Regions from separate parts of the Homo sapiens genome. Here region 1 is linked to region 2. A link is a contact called in ENCODE Hi-C or POLR2A ChIA-PET data. All regions are on one chromosome and are shown on one strand. The core of a region is the stretch at or near the end of the contact, and the rest is flanking DNA. Distances in the headings are between cores, read along the strand shown. Region 1 overlaps SYN3 (synapsin III). Region 2 holds the start of RTCB (RNA 2',3'-cyclic phosphate and 5'-OH ligase).

Region 1 (6,714 bases), core at 2,850-5,349, 470 kb after region 2:
TTCACTCATTTAAACCTAACAAGGAAAACCTACCATGAATCCGAGGCACAGAGCAGCTAAGGAACTCACCAAGGTCACGCAGCTATTGGTGATGGAACCATGAGTCAAGCTTCACAGCCTGTTGGCTCTAGAATAGGGTTTCCCAACCTCAGCACTGTGGACATTTTCAGGCTGGATAATTCTCTGTTGTGGGGGGCTGTTCTGTGCCTTGTAGGATATTAGGAGCATCTCTGGCCTCTACCCACTAGACGCAGCAGCACTCCCATGCCCAGTTGTGACAACAAGCAATGTCTCCCACCATTGCCAAGTGTCCCCTGGGTGGAAATGCACCCTGCTAGAGAAGCCCTGCTGCAGGGCTCCTCTTGTCCTCTGTGGCTTCTGTGGCATGATCACTGTCCCCCTTCTCCGCAAACCCTTTCCACCTTGCCTCGAAGACACCCTCCGCCCTTGCTTCCCAACTCCCAGCTCCTTCACTGTTTTCTCCCTAACTACAGCTCTTCTCCAAGAGAAGAGCTCCTCCAAGGCTCAATCTTTGGTTCTCTGCTTCATGGAATCATCTCCATTCAGGGACTTCCCTTACCTTGTCCTCATAGGCAATAATGAAAGTGATTCAGATTTATAGAGCACTTCCTTGGTGCCAGGAATAATTTTTAGGATTTTACTTATGTTATCTTTATCCTCATGATAACTCTACAAGGTAGATACGATAATAATAGCTTTATTTTTCAAGAAACAAAGGCATAGAGAGATGAAGCACAGCCAAGAAGGTGTCCACCTGGGACTGGAGTGCAGGTCTTTGGGCTTCGAAGTCCGTGTGCACAATCACCGTGCAACCAGAACCTTCCACCACCCTGAACCTCTCATCATCACCTCCAACTCAATGTGACTGGACCCCAAGTCATCAGCTTCCCCCAAAGTGGATCTGAGGACTTCTGTTAAAGGTCTGTCGTGCTCCCAGGAACTGGGCGTATGTCACCCTGAAGTCATGTGCAGTTCTTCTCCCTGACATTCCTTAAGTATGGAGCCACCAGAGCTGCTAAGTCTTCCCTCCAGAAGTGTCTAGGATTGGTCCCTACACTCTCCACTCCTCATTTCCACTCTGGTTTTCTCCTCCAATGCCTCATGCTTGAGACACCTTAACAGACCTTCAGCTTCTAAATCCTCAACACAAGTCCTTCATCTTATTCCTCTCTGTAGCCCCAGCCTAGTCCAGGGTCCATACTTCTGAGTGTTGAGTGTTATGTGATTTCCCTGCCACTACCCCAGGGGGCCAAGCAGGTACCACCATGGTTGAGTGAGGTGGGCCTCTTCGGTTTTCTCTTCTCACACACACTCTCTGTTTTCATATAAAGCACATAAGAATATCCTTCATTTCCACAATGCTCTCTTCAACCTTTTTTGGAAGCAGGCATGTCCTTTCACATATCTTTCATTTTGTCACTCAATAGTATGAAGTATATTTCACTTTTCTGTAGGAGGGCACAACCACTAAGACAAAGGGCAGCTAATGGAAGCCTCTGTGGAGGATGAGGAGGGAGAAACCAGGAGTGAGGAATAAGCAAATGGGGCCCAGTCTAAGGTCTAAGCCATTATGGCCATGTGGGAATGAGGGTCCTGCATGGCCCTTGTGACTTTTCAAAAGATACCTAAATCTGGGTATTTATGTGAAATTCTCAATTACTTAAATGTTGACAATGCACTTAAAAAATTTTTGAAAATCACTATACTGACTGGTTAAAAAAAATAAAGGTAACCAACACACACACAGACACACACATACACACACACACACACTTTGAAAACAGTCTTTGAAAACAGTAAAGTGTTCTGCAATCTCTAAGTGTCTAGAAACTCTGCAGCTGCAGTCTCTTTAAGATCTGCCTGAGCATCACATACCCTTAAACAGATTTTCTACCCAGGGAGGTAAAGTTTCATGGATCTGCCAAGACACGGACTGATTAATTAATTATTCCATTTATTTAACAAAAATGTATTGAGCACTAATATGTGCCAGGCACATTTATAGATCCTGGAGAGACAGACTTGGAGTTGCTACAGCAAAATGCCATAAACTGAGTGGCTTAAAAACAACAAAAATTTATTTCTCACATTTCTGGAGGCTAAGAAGTCCAGGACCAAGGCATCAGCTGATGTGATGCTGGGGAGGTGGGGGACCTGCTTTCTGGTTTGTAGATGGCACATTCTCATTGCGTCCTCACATAGTCGAAGGGGGAAGGGAGCTCTCTCGGGGCCTCTTACTTATAAGGGCATTAATCCCATCCATGAAAACTCTGCCCTCATGGCTAATCACTTCCCAAAGACTTCATCTCCTAATACCATCACATTGAAGGTTAGGATTTCAACATTTGAACTCTGAGGAACACAGGCATTCAGACCACAGCAGTAAGGATAGGAATATACTTTTGTGACCCCTTCCCTGAGTACCTAGCCGGTGTTAAGCACATAGTAGGTACTCAAGGGATCCACATGGAAATGGCTTCTCTTCTCAGAGTCCTGGTCCATATAAAGTCAACAACCCTTTTAAAAAAATAACTGAAAACAGAGGATCAGAAAGTGGTTAAAATAATGAGGAGTGGTGGGAAAAATCAAGACATCTTCTAGTCCCAGCTCTGCTCTTGTGTCTTTGAGATTGTTGCTTCTCCTCTCTCAGCTTCAGGTTCCCGATTGGTCAAAGGAGAGTTGGGCTATGTGACCCCTGGGGGACCTTCCTGGGATGATTGTCTCCCATGCCAGAACTTGAAGCCAAGGTTTTTGACTCCCACCTCCCACTGTAGCTGTGCATCTGAGCTCCCCTGTTACATTCTGTCAGGTGTTACTGGTTTGTAAGAATCACGATTACTCATTATTGGGTACTTGCTGAGTGCCAGATGCTTGCAAAAGGCATTTCAACATGATCTCATAGCATCCTCACCCCAAACCCCTGTAAAGTAGCTACTTCTCTTGGGCTGGGTTCCCTAGAAGTGGAGGCTAAAGTAGGGATTTGCAAGCCAGTGACTCATGGAGGGAGTCCTCTTCAGGAAAACTGTGAGGGGTGACGGTGGTAGCTCAAGGAAGGGGAAGAAGCCAAGGAGGGATATTGTCTTAGAGAAGCTCTGGCCTTGGCCTGGTCTACAGGGGGGCTCTGGGGCAAAAACAGTGCCATGGAGTTGTCCCACTTTGAGGAAAGAGCGCTGGGCTTCTGTATCCCCAAGAGCAATCAGTCACTGACCCCCTGGTGGGTGGTGGTGGAGAGGGTTTACCCTCTCAGCCGTCTCAGGGATGCAGTTACCATCAGCCCAAGAAATGGAGAAGGCCACGGGTACAGCATTACCATGACACCTGGAGCCGCTGGGGGCACTGGCTGGCAAAGAGGATGTGAGCAGAGAACTGACCAGCATTTACACTCCACTATTACTAGCCCATTTTGCAGATGAGGATAACTGAAACCTGGAGTAGTTAATATGTTCCTAAGAACTACTAAATACAGAGGTCTGAACTGTTAGGTACAAGTTGCGCGTCTCGTAAACAGCCCTCGCCACTGAAGGACAGGGCCCATGTCTGAAATGCCTGTTTCCCCAGCACCCAGCATGGCAATTGCACCCAGGGGCTGCTGAGATGTGCTTGGAAAGGCTGAGTTTGTGAGCTGCAGCTCGCCAGGGCAATGGGGCCTCAAGTGGCATGTCGCCGGGAGGCAGAGGGGTTAGCCCTCACCCACGTGGTGGCCTGGGGCAGCCCTGCTCTCCGACAGCTGCCTGAGCTCCAGCGCTGTCAGCAGCCTGCTCAGCGCTGGGGCGGGCCTCCTGCCAGGCTGCTGCTCGGGGAAGGGGAACATTATTCATCGGAGAGATAAGGCAGCTGATGAGAGATGGGCCTCAGAGCAGCTGTTCCTCGGCAGCGGCTGGAACGGATGCTGGGGCAGTGGAGTGGAGGAGAGAGGAGTGGGGGAAGGGGAAAGCCCATTTTGAGATGAAAAATGATGGTACTGCCGAGGGGTGATGGGAGAGCACATTTCAAACCCAGGCCAGGCGCTAATATGTACTTATACCCAAGGCCTTCCCCACACATATCTCTGTCTGACAGGCCACATCTGTGCTCTGTCGGGTTAACTATTGAACTAGTCAGAGGGCTCACTTATCAGCTCGCTCAGCAGGAAATATCTGCCTGGTAGGGCACCCCCTCCCAAGCTGCTTCCTCAGTGCAAGACTGAGAAGCTGGGCCCAAAAGATGCTAAACGCTCCTGCCTGGGCCACAGCCCTAAATCACCCATCTCCGCCCCCAGAGCACCCAGGTGGCGCTGATCTCAGGTGGCCCAGCCACTTCTCGCTGGTTCCCTAGGTTCTCCATCTTCCCTCAAAGCTAGCTGACACAGGATGGAATTTTCCAGGTTGAGGGGCAAGAGTGGGTGAGCTTTCTTTATTTTATCCATTGTTTGATAGTTGTTTTTTTTTAAAGGAAAGATGTGAAAAAGGAACCTTGAGGCCGGGCACAGTGGCTCACGCCTGTAATCCCAGCATTTTGGGAGGCCGAGTAGGGCAGATCACCTGAGGTCAGGAGTTCGAGACCAGCCTGGCCAATATGGTGAAACCCCGTCTCTACTAAAAATACAAAAATTAGCTGGGCATGGTGGCATGTGCCTGTAGTCCCAGCTATTCGGAGACTGAGGCAGGGGAATCACTTGAACCTAAGAGGCAGAGGCTGCAGTGAGCCGAGATCATGCCACTGCACTCCAGCCTGGCGACAGAGCGAGACTCTGTCTCAAAAAAAAAAAAAAAGGAACCTCGAGGGTTTCCTGGGAGACAGGGGAGGGCAGGATGTGACGTCTGTCTGTGACGGGACCTGGGCTGTCAGGTGAAACGCCTGATGGTCTTCCCTGACAAGCTGCGGCTGCCTCTCCAGCCTCCTCCCCTGCCCATCGGTCAGGTCATCTTCCTTTCTGACCACATCAGAGGGTTTCCTCAGAAGCCAGGGCCTTCCCTGTCCCTATGTTCTAACATGGACTTTCCCACTCTGACCGCCTGGCTAACATTTTGTCTGTCATCAGTGCAGGGAAGGGTGTAGACAGGAGTCCTTAAAAGTACCTATGGTATTATATTTCTTTTCATTAAAAAAAATCTAAAACAAATTCGGCTAAATGTTAAGATTTGACAAACTCAGTTGTGAACATAAGGGAAACAACAGTTAGCATTTAAGAGTGCTGGGAACTTGTATTTTTCAGAGTATTACCTTAATTGATCCTGACAGTTGCCCTTTGAAGTGTGTGTTTAAACGAGACAGAGGCACAGAGAGGACAAGCAGCCTCTCCAATGTCACACGGCAGATGCAAGTAGCCTGGCTCCAGAGCGGGTGTCTTAACCACCTTAGTTTATGAGTGTTTGCTAAATTATTCTCTGTACTTTTTCTAGCCTTAAAATAGTTCAGAATTTTTTTTTTTTTTAGGATCTGAAGCAAACATGGCAAAATGTTAATATTTGTCAAAGTAGTGTGTTCAACTATCTATGTGTAAGATTATTCCGAACTTTGCAATATGTATATGAATATTTAAAAAGAAAACAATAAAAAAGCCTCAGCGCTATTACCACTTCTCCTCAGAAGGCTTCTGAAGTCCCCCCGCCCCCCAACCAGCTCCTCTAAGCCCTTGCTTCTCTGAACTATTCTCCACCAGGCCCTGACTGTGTCACATCCTAGCAGTTGATTTACTTCCCATTTCCCCCTCCAGGCTGTGAACTCCACCAGCGAGTGGTGATGTTGAATTTATATCTGAATTTCCAGGGTCTGGCCAATTGCAAGGAATCTAGAAGCTCAATAAAATTATGAAACTAAAGGGAGCTATTTAGGGGGCCCCCATGGGTGAGTATTGAGCAGCTACATAAAGAGGCTGCAGAGGGTGCAGGGAACAAATGTGGACCCTGCCCTCCCTGCTGGAGACATATGGCAGTAATTTTTAGGACCATAACCCAGTAAGGGCTTCCAGCATAAATGCTTCCAGCTGCACCCTCCACTGTGGACAGGAAACTGGGAACCTCTTAAGACAGGATCTTGATGGCTTCCAGCTCAGTCGGATGCCCATCAAAAGAAGCAGAGGGTAGGAGCAGCTTTCTAGAAAGCCCTCTGGGTTTTACCCACTGTGTCTGGGGCTGTGTGTGTTTACTGGTTTGGCAGCTGTCAGATCAACCCTCCTCATTCTAGTTTAGTGGCTCGCCAATCTTGGCTGTACATTGGAATCACCCAAGGAGCTCTCAAAACTAGTTCTTCCTCCTCTTCTCTGCCCCTAGATATTCTGATAGAATTGACCTGAAGTGCCCACCTGGGTTTGGAGATTTTTAGAAGCTTTCTAAGTAATTGGAATGTGCAGCCAAGGCTGAGAACTCCTGTTAGGTTCTCTTTTTTAAAAAAAGATAGCTGCTACCAGGTGAACTGTGATGATATCTCCATTCAGTGCACATTTACTGAGCATCTATTATGTGAAATGCACCAAGGAAGGAAAGGGTTTGAGATTCCTGTCCTATGGCGTAGCTAAGTTTGATGAGGGGAATAAGTTGGCAAGTTTTGGTGTGTACAGATCCAACAGCCGGCCTCAGAGTGGTAGTAGAATCTTGGTATCTCCTAAGCCCACATCAGACATCACTGATTACAGTATAATTTCCTGCTGAGTCCATAGTGGTGGCCAATCAATGGCTGCTGGACAAGAAAGCAAGGTGGTAACAACACTTAGGT
Region 2 (6,623 bases), core at 531-3,030:
ATTCACGCTTAGAAGTCAATAGCGTTTTAAGAGCAATGCATTAACATTCCAAGTCTCTATTCCCAAAGGAAAGGTGGTAGTAAAGTGCTGTATACAAACTTAAACCAGAACTGCCTAGCAAAATGAGACTTGCCCCTAGATAGAATGAGCAGCAGTGTGTGCATCAAAGGCTGAGTCAGAACACCTGCCAGACAATGACAGTCTGTGTTATTAGATCCTACAGATAATCATGTCATGGTGTTTTCTTTTTCTTTTCTTTTTTTTTTTTTTTGAGACTCACTCTGTCACCTAGGCTGGAGTGCAGTTTAGAATGATCACGGGTCACTGCAGCCAAGATCTCCCAGGCTCAAGCGATCCCCCTGCCTCAGCCTCCTGAGTAGCTGTGGTGCACACCACCCCGCCTGGCTAATTAAATTTTTTTTGTAGAGACAGGGTCCCACTATATTGCCCAGGCAGGTCTCCAAAGTCCTAGGCACAAAGGATCTTCCCGCCTTGGCCTCCCAAAGCGTTGGGATTACAGGCCATGAACCACTGCGCTCTCCCTATGTTAGATTTTCTATTCCTTCCTTCAGGGTAACGGTTTCCACACAAAGAAAGTGGCCAAACAGCAAACAGAACACAGATTTATCCCCGTGCGCTTTTTCTTCCCTCAGTGTAAGTGACTTGCCAACAAGGGAAACTCAGTAAGCTTTGATTCTGAATAAAAGAATGGAGTGACTATTGGGAGCTGTTTACCAAGACGTGAGACGAGACGGTAAACCTTTGAAGCATTTACTTGGCACCTTCAGGGATTTCAAAAACTATTTAAAAATACGTTGCAAAACTTCATAAACGTTTTCTTTTTTCACATTAATAAAAATATGAGCACAGATGGTGATGAAGGCCGAGAGATACAGAGCCCAGGCTTTCAAACTATCTGATGATCCTGAGCCCTCAAGTCTCCATCTGGGACGTCAAAGAAGTAAACCGGACATCAAGTCCTGGCTGAGCTTCTTCCTAGGTGGGTAGAGGAAGCTATGTCACCGACAGATCCTCGAGGTCCTTCTGTGAAGTGAATATTAAAATCAAACAGGCCCTGCCCTGCGCTACTGCAAGAAATGACATCGCTTTATTAAAAACCAACATGCGATACTGAATGCTGAAAACCTGGTTTAGTGAACAAAGGTTTGTAAACGTTATTTAAATAACCAGCATGACTCAGAGGAGGTGAATTCCAGTCCCAGCAAATGAACCTGGGGCTGGCTGTTCCACCCTGGAAAAGATCACTGAAGTTTCTGTGAACGTAAAACAGCTCACGATACGTTTATGAGACTGATCTGTGAAAACGCTTTGGAAACCCCAATTTCGTATTTATTTAGATTCCCATATCCACCGCACTTAGCTTGTCCTCGTGGTTCGGGGACCTCTCCTGGCGGGAGGTGGTGCCGGAACAGGTTGGGCGGCCCCAGAACCGTGAGGGGAGAAGGACGGGATGAGGGAAACTCTGCAAGGGGCCGGGGCGGACCCAGTGGTCAGGGGAGGTCCAGAGGGCGCAGTGGACGCCGGCCGGGCCGGGGACGGAGCACGGAAGGCCCCGCCATTTGCTCTCCTGCCTTACCTGCATGTTGGGCACGAAGCCCTTCTTGATCCTCCAGCAGTTTTTATTGATCTTCTCCAAGAACTGCAGCTCATCATTATAGCTGCGACTCATGGTGGCGAAAACTGTAGCAAAAACTCCCGGCTCCGCTTTGAAGAGCCGCTGCCGCGTAGTCCGGCTTCTCAGAGCACCGCCTTCCAAGAACCAAAGCGCAGGCGCGACCAGCGCCGCAGCAGATGAGCAACGGCAAGCGCCGAGGCTCAAAATTCTTCAGGCCAATGTCTTTCCTCTGGTTAAGTTGTACTGTCCTGTAGTGTATAACTTTAGGATCTTTATTAGTCGATTTCCTCTAAACTACAGCTAAGCGAAATCCAGAAGTTTAAAGTATAATCTAGTTATCTTTTGTTTTGGAAATGCTTTTCAGCAGCTTATGAAAACACCTTGAGTCTGGGTCAGGTTCGGTGCATTGGCTTGGAGTTTACACCCTCAGCTGGGAGGGGAAAAAGATAACGCCAGCAGCTGAGAAAGAAAAACCTGTTTGAGTAAATACCATAGCTGAACATTTATGTTTCAGAATGAATCTGGATATACACCAAATAACTTTTTTGGTCAGAAAGGAGCATCCCAAAGAATGAAGCATGGCAGCTTATCATTTATTCTGACAAACACTTGTGGGTGCATCTATTGTGGCCAGACATATACTACAAAATGATCAAATCACAGCCCTTATGGATCGCCAAAACTCCCCAGTCTAGCCGCATTTGATGATCAAGACCTCTTTAATCATGCTTTTATACGCCGTGTCTCTTGTTCATAGTGGTAAGTGAGCTTTAAGTGATTTCAGTTTCCAGTTCGGCCTCATGTCAACAACTGCAACTTTGGGATTAGAAAGACGCAAGATTCAATTTCTATCTGTGCCATTTACTGACTTGGTGTGATTAACCCCTCTTATCTCTGTTTCGTCATCTCTAAAATGGGATCATAATTCTTTCTTGAGTAGAAGGCTAAATGAAGTGACACTGGAGGGGTAATCAGCACGGGGCTTGGCACACGGCAAGCACTCTATAAACAGCTCTCCTCTTTCCATTCCCCCACTAGACTGTAAGTGCTGCAAAAAACAGTATGTAGTTTCCATTCATTTGTTGCATTATCTACACTGGTTCCGCTTTTCTTCTCTTCTGCCCCAATTTCTCCCCATTGATTAGGTGCTCTGACACATTAATATCATTCTCAGTTATGAATTGTCTGAGTTTAGTACTCTGCACTGCCATTTCATTGAATCTGTGGTGGGTGAAAAATCCCAAAGCTTGAAGTGATACAACTTTTAGAGTTTCCTGTGGTTACCCTGTTCCTTCTTGGAAAGATTTCAGAGGTAAAGAATTCTCTTTTAAAATCAAGCCTTGATGTCTGTGCAACCTTAGGTCTCTTCCCTTTTCTATGTCTTATTTTATTTTATTATTTTTTTGAGTTGGAGTCTTGCTCTGTCGCCAGGCTGGAGTGCAGTGGTGCCATCTCGGCTCACTGCAACCTCCGCCTCCCAGGTTCAAGCGATTCTCCTGCCTCAGCCTCCCAAGCAGCTGGGACTACAGGTGCGTGCCACCACTCCCAGTTAATTTTTGTATTTTTAGTAGAGACTGGGTTTCACCATGTTGGCCAGGATAGTCTCGACCTCTTGACCTCATGATCCGCCCACCTTGGCCTCCTAAAGTGCTGGGATTACAGGCATGGCCTACTGTGGCTGGCCTCTTATTTTATTTTTTAAAAATTCAGGGCAGGCCATTTCTCAAATAAAAAAACCAAGATTGAAGTTGATAGAAAACAATTTTAATTAAACACAGAAGATAGTAACAGTGAATATAAAACATGAAAACCAATATGCAGGTAGGGGAAAACCACTAGAGGGCCTAAGGGATTTCCACTGAGAATGACCAATACAAATACAGACTTAGAGTTGCTTACCCACCTGGTCAGAAGTACATGCCTAGCTCTTGTCCTAGAATCTTTCTTGCCCCAAACAAACAAACAAACATAAACACAGACACACGCAGCATGCATACACTCACATTCAGACACCTCTATTTATCCCTTTAACAGAGTCTGCCTTATTCTGGGTTCCTGAAGGCTTAAGAAAGAAAACTTTCTGCCTAAGCAATTCACAAGGGCTTTACAATTCCAGTGTGTACTGTCTTTCCCTTCTGGGTTTACAGTAGTTGTAGGATTAAGGACCATTTACTTCCTGGGGTGAATTGCAAACCGGCAATCAAGGGGCTGACTTCCCCCTCCACTGTCTGCTTATCAGGTTCAGACCTTCCCATACGTGGAAACTTGGCTGCTGCTTTGAGGATGTTTCATACTTCAGGTCGGTGGAAATCAAAAGGAAACCCTGGAAAGGATGTGACAATGAAGATAACGTCAAAACTTGGGCATGTCTGGGTTTGTCTGAGGCGTGAGGAAGAGATGGCTTCTTTTTTTTATTATTTTAATTTTGAGATGGAGTCTCAAAGGCTGTCGCCCAGGCTGGAGTGTGGTGGTGCGATCTTGGCTCACTGCAAGCTCCGTCCCTCGGTTTCAAGTGATTCTCGTGCCTCAGTCTCCCAAGCAGCTGGGACTACAGGTGTGTGCCACCACACCCGGCTAATTTTTGTATTTTTAGTAGAGACAGGGTTTCACCATTTTGGCCAGGCTGGTCTCGAACTCCTGACCACCTCAGCCTCCCAAAGTGCTAGGATTACAAGCATGAGCCACCATGCCCAGCTGAGAGATGGTTTCTTTACCAGGTCCTACAGAGAGTCAGGCCCTCCTCTACCCTGGCCCTACTTTGTGAATGCCCCAGAGAAAGGAAAGGCCATTTTGGAGTACTGTCACCCGATGTGACTTAGCCATTGTAGAAGCAGTGGGGGAGAAGCAGGGAAGTGGGAGAGCATGCACGGTAGTGTAGGGCAGCGGTCCCCAGCCTTTTTGGCATTAGCGACTGGTTTCATGGAAGACAATTTTTCCACTGACTGGGATTGGGGGATGGTTTCGGGATGAAACTGTTCCACCTCAGATCATCAGGCATTAGTTAGATTCTCATAAGGAGCGTGCAACCTAAATCCCTTGCACAGGCAGTTCACAATAGGGTTTGTGCTCCTATGAGAATCTAATGTTGCTGCTGATCTGGTAGGAGGTGGAGCTCAGGCAGTAATGTTCACTCCTCGGCCGCTCACCTCCAGCTGTGCAACCAGGTTCCTAACAGGCCACAGACCGGGACAGGTCCTGGGCCTGGGTGTTGGGGACCCCTGGACTGTACAGGATTGGAGAATTTCTTTAGAAACATATTTCCACCTCCCCAAACAAACAACAATGCCAAAAAGAAAGAAAGAAAAAAAGGTATTCTGAAGTGAATGCATAATGATGAGCCGGAAAACGATTCGATCCCTGAACTCAAAGGTGTGTGCCTTTGGTTCAGGGGAAAGTCTTCTGACTGGGAGAATCAGAAGAGCCAGTCCTGTCCCAGCCATGCTCCTTTCCAGCTGCCTGAGCCACTTCTCTCTGAGTCCTCCTTTCCTCATCTGTAAAATGGGACTAATAATTCCAGCCTTACAGATTGTCTTGTGGAATAAGTAAAATAAAGCGTGCTAAGGGGCATCTTCTTATACTGTGGATTTGGCTGCTAAGTGAAATTGATCTTGGTCTGATTTTTAGACTCAACTCTAAATATTTTCTGTTAATTGTGATTTAAGAACTAAACATGTTTATAAGATTCCCTGGTCTGGGAAAAAGCAAAGCAGGACAAAAACAAACAACAACAACAAAAACAAGCAAAACAGGAGGAGGCTTAGTCTACTATAAAAAGAAATGGGTCAGTTAAGAGGTGAGATTTGCATTCTTACCTCAAGAACTTCAATATCTGAATTGACGAATAAGAATTTGTGTGGATTGGACAGAGGAAATCCTTGCTGCAATTTTGCTAAAATATAGAACAAGACGTAAAACAATTGGGCACAAGCACAGAGGTTTTAGCAAGCTTTTTAGTAAGAGACTGACTGACAGCTTGCTTTTTTTTTTTTTTTTTGAGATGGAGTTTTGCTCTTGTTGCCCAGGCTGGAATGTAATGGTGTGATCTTGGCTCACTGCAACCTCCACCTCCCAGGTACAGGTGATTCTCCTGCCTCAGCCTCCCGAGTAGCTGAGATTACAGATGCCCACCACCATGCCTGGCTAAGTTTTTTTGTATTTTTAGTAGAGACAGGGTTTCACCATGTTGGCCAGGCGTGTCTCGAACTCCTGACCTCAGGTGATTCGCCTGCCTTGGCCTCCCAAAGTGCTGGGATTACAGGCGTGAGCCACTGAGCCCGGCATGGACAGCTTTTTAATAGTTGATCTTTTCATTCTCCCCGGTTCCATGTTTGCATTCTCTCTGATATGTCCCTAGAATTTTCCTGGAAGAATTGCTCATTAATCTGTGATTAATAAAAAATGCACCTACAATTATGTTCATTTGGACAGTAGAGAAATGCTGTCCATTTTTAGCCTACCCGATGTATATTTTGAAAATACATAATTAGTGGGTCTTGAGAACATTTTGGTGTCTAATATACTGGGCCAGACTCCAGATGCTGCAGTTTATGAACAACTGCTGTGCAAGGAGAAGGCCCAGGATTGTCATTCATGAAAACTGTGTCTATCCAGTTAGTGGTCCTGGCATAAGAACCACGGAGATATCCCGTAGGGAAAATAATCTCGTTTCCGGTTGACTGGAAGGAGATTCTTTACTGCCTAAGGAGCATGGTTTCAATCTCCTTAACTCAACCAGAGTTGGCCGATCTTGCTGAGTTTGCAAATAGAATTGCTAACAGGGCTTGGACCTAGAATAACTAAATGTGCCACCACAGCATTGATGGTACAAACTTTGCAAATTCTGACGCTGGCCTGGATTCATGATAACATGATAGAAGTACAAGCTTCAGGGTGGAAAGTCCCAAACAATCCCCAGTGCAGCCGATGCAGATGTTAAATGTTAGCCGATGTTACAGTCACATTGTTTTCCAATAATCCCTTACCATTG

Evidence for each region. A loop is a pair of places that touch in the nucleus more often than their neighbours do. ChIA-PET counts read pairs that join two places held with the same protein, here RNA polymerase II (POLR2A). Pooled maps may share reads with other maps.
Region 1: a loop to region 2 is called in a pooled map, with 3 times the contacts of the local background. The contact joins the enhancer-like site here to the promoter of RTCB in region 2. A Hi-C loop is called at or near these places in 3 of 50 pooled maps. POLR2A ChIA-PET finds 5 or more read pairs at or near these places in 2 of 52 experiments (BJ and T-cell).

Annotation. Positions count from the first base shown.
Region 1 is chr22:32,877,297-32,884,010 of GRCh38, forward strand. All of the region lies in intron 4 of SYN3 (synapsin III), which reads right to left. Among named protein-coding and RNA genes, the nearest start is that of TIMP3, 79 kb to the left of the region's middle. RefSeq lists an enhancer at 4,726-5,020. Within about 2 kb of position 4,100, at least 10 of the 41 ENCODE cell types and tissues checked have a DNase peak (open chromatin) inside an H3K27ac peak, as active enhancers do.
Region 2 is chr22:32,410,467-32,417,089 of GRCh38, forward strand. It overlaps RTCB (RNA 2',3'-cyclic phosphate and 5'-OH ligase), which reads right to left and starts at 1,781. Exons shown (of 12, transcript NM_014306.5): 1 at 1,598-1,781. The coding sequence starts at 1,690. BPIFC (BPI fold containing family C) reads right to left here. Exons shown (of 17, transcript NM_174932.3): 15 at 6,619-6,623; 16 at 5,449-5,525; 17 at 3,379-3,959. The coding sequence ends at 3,837. RefSeq lists an enhancer at 1,751-1,930.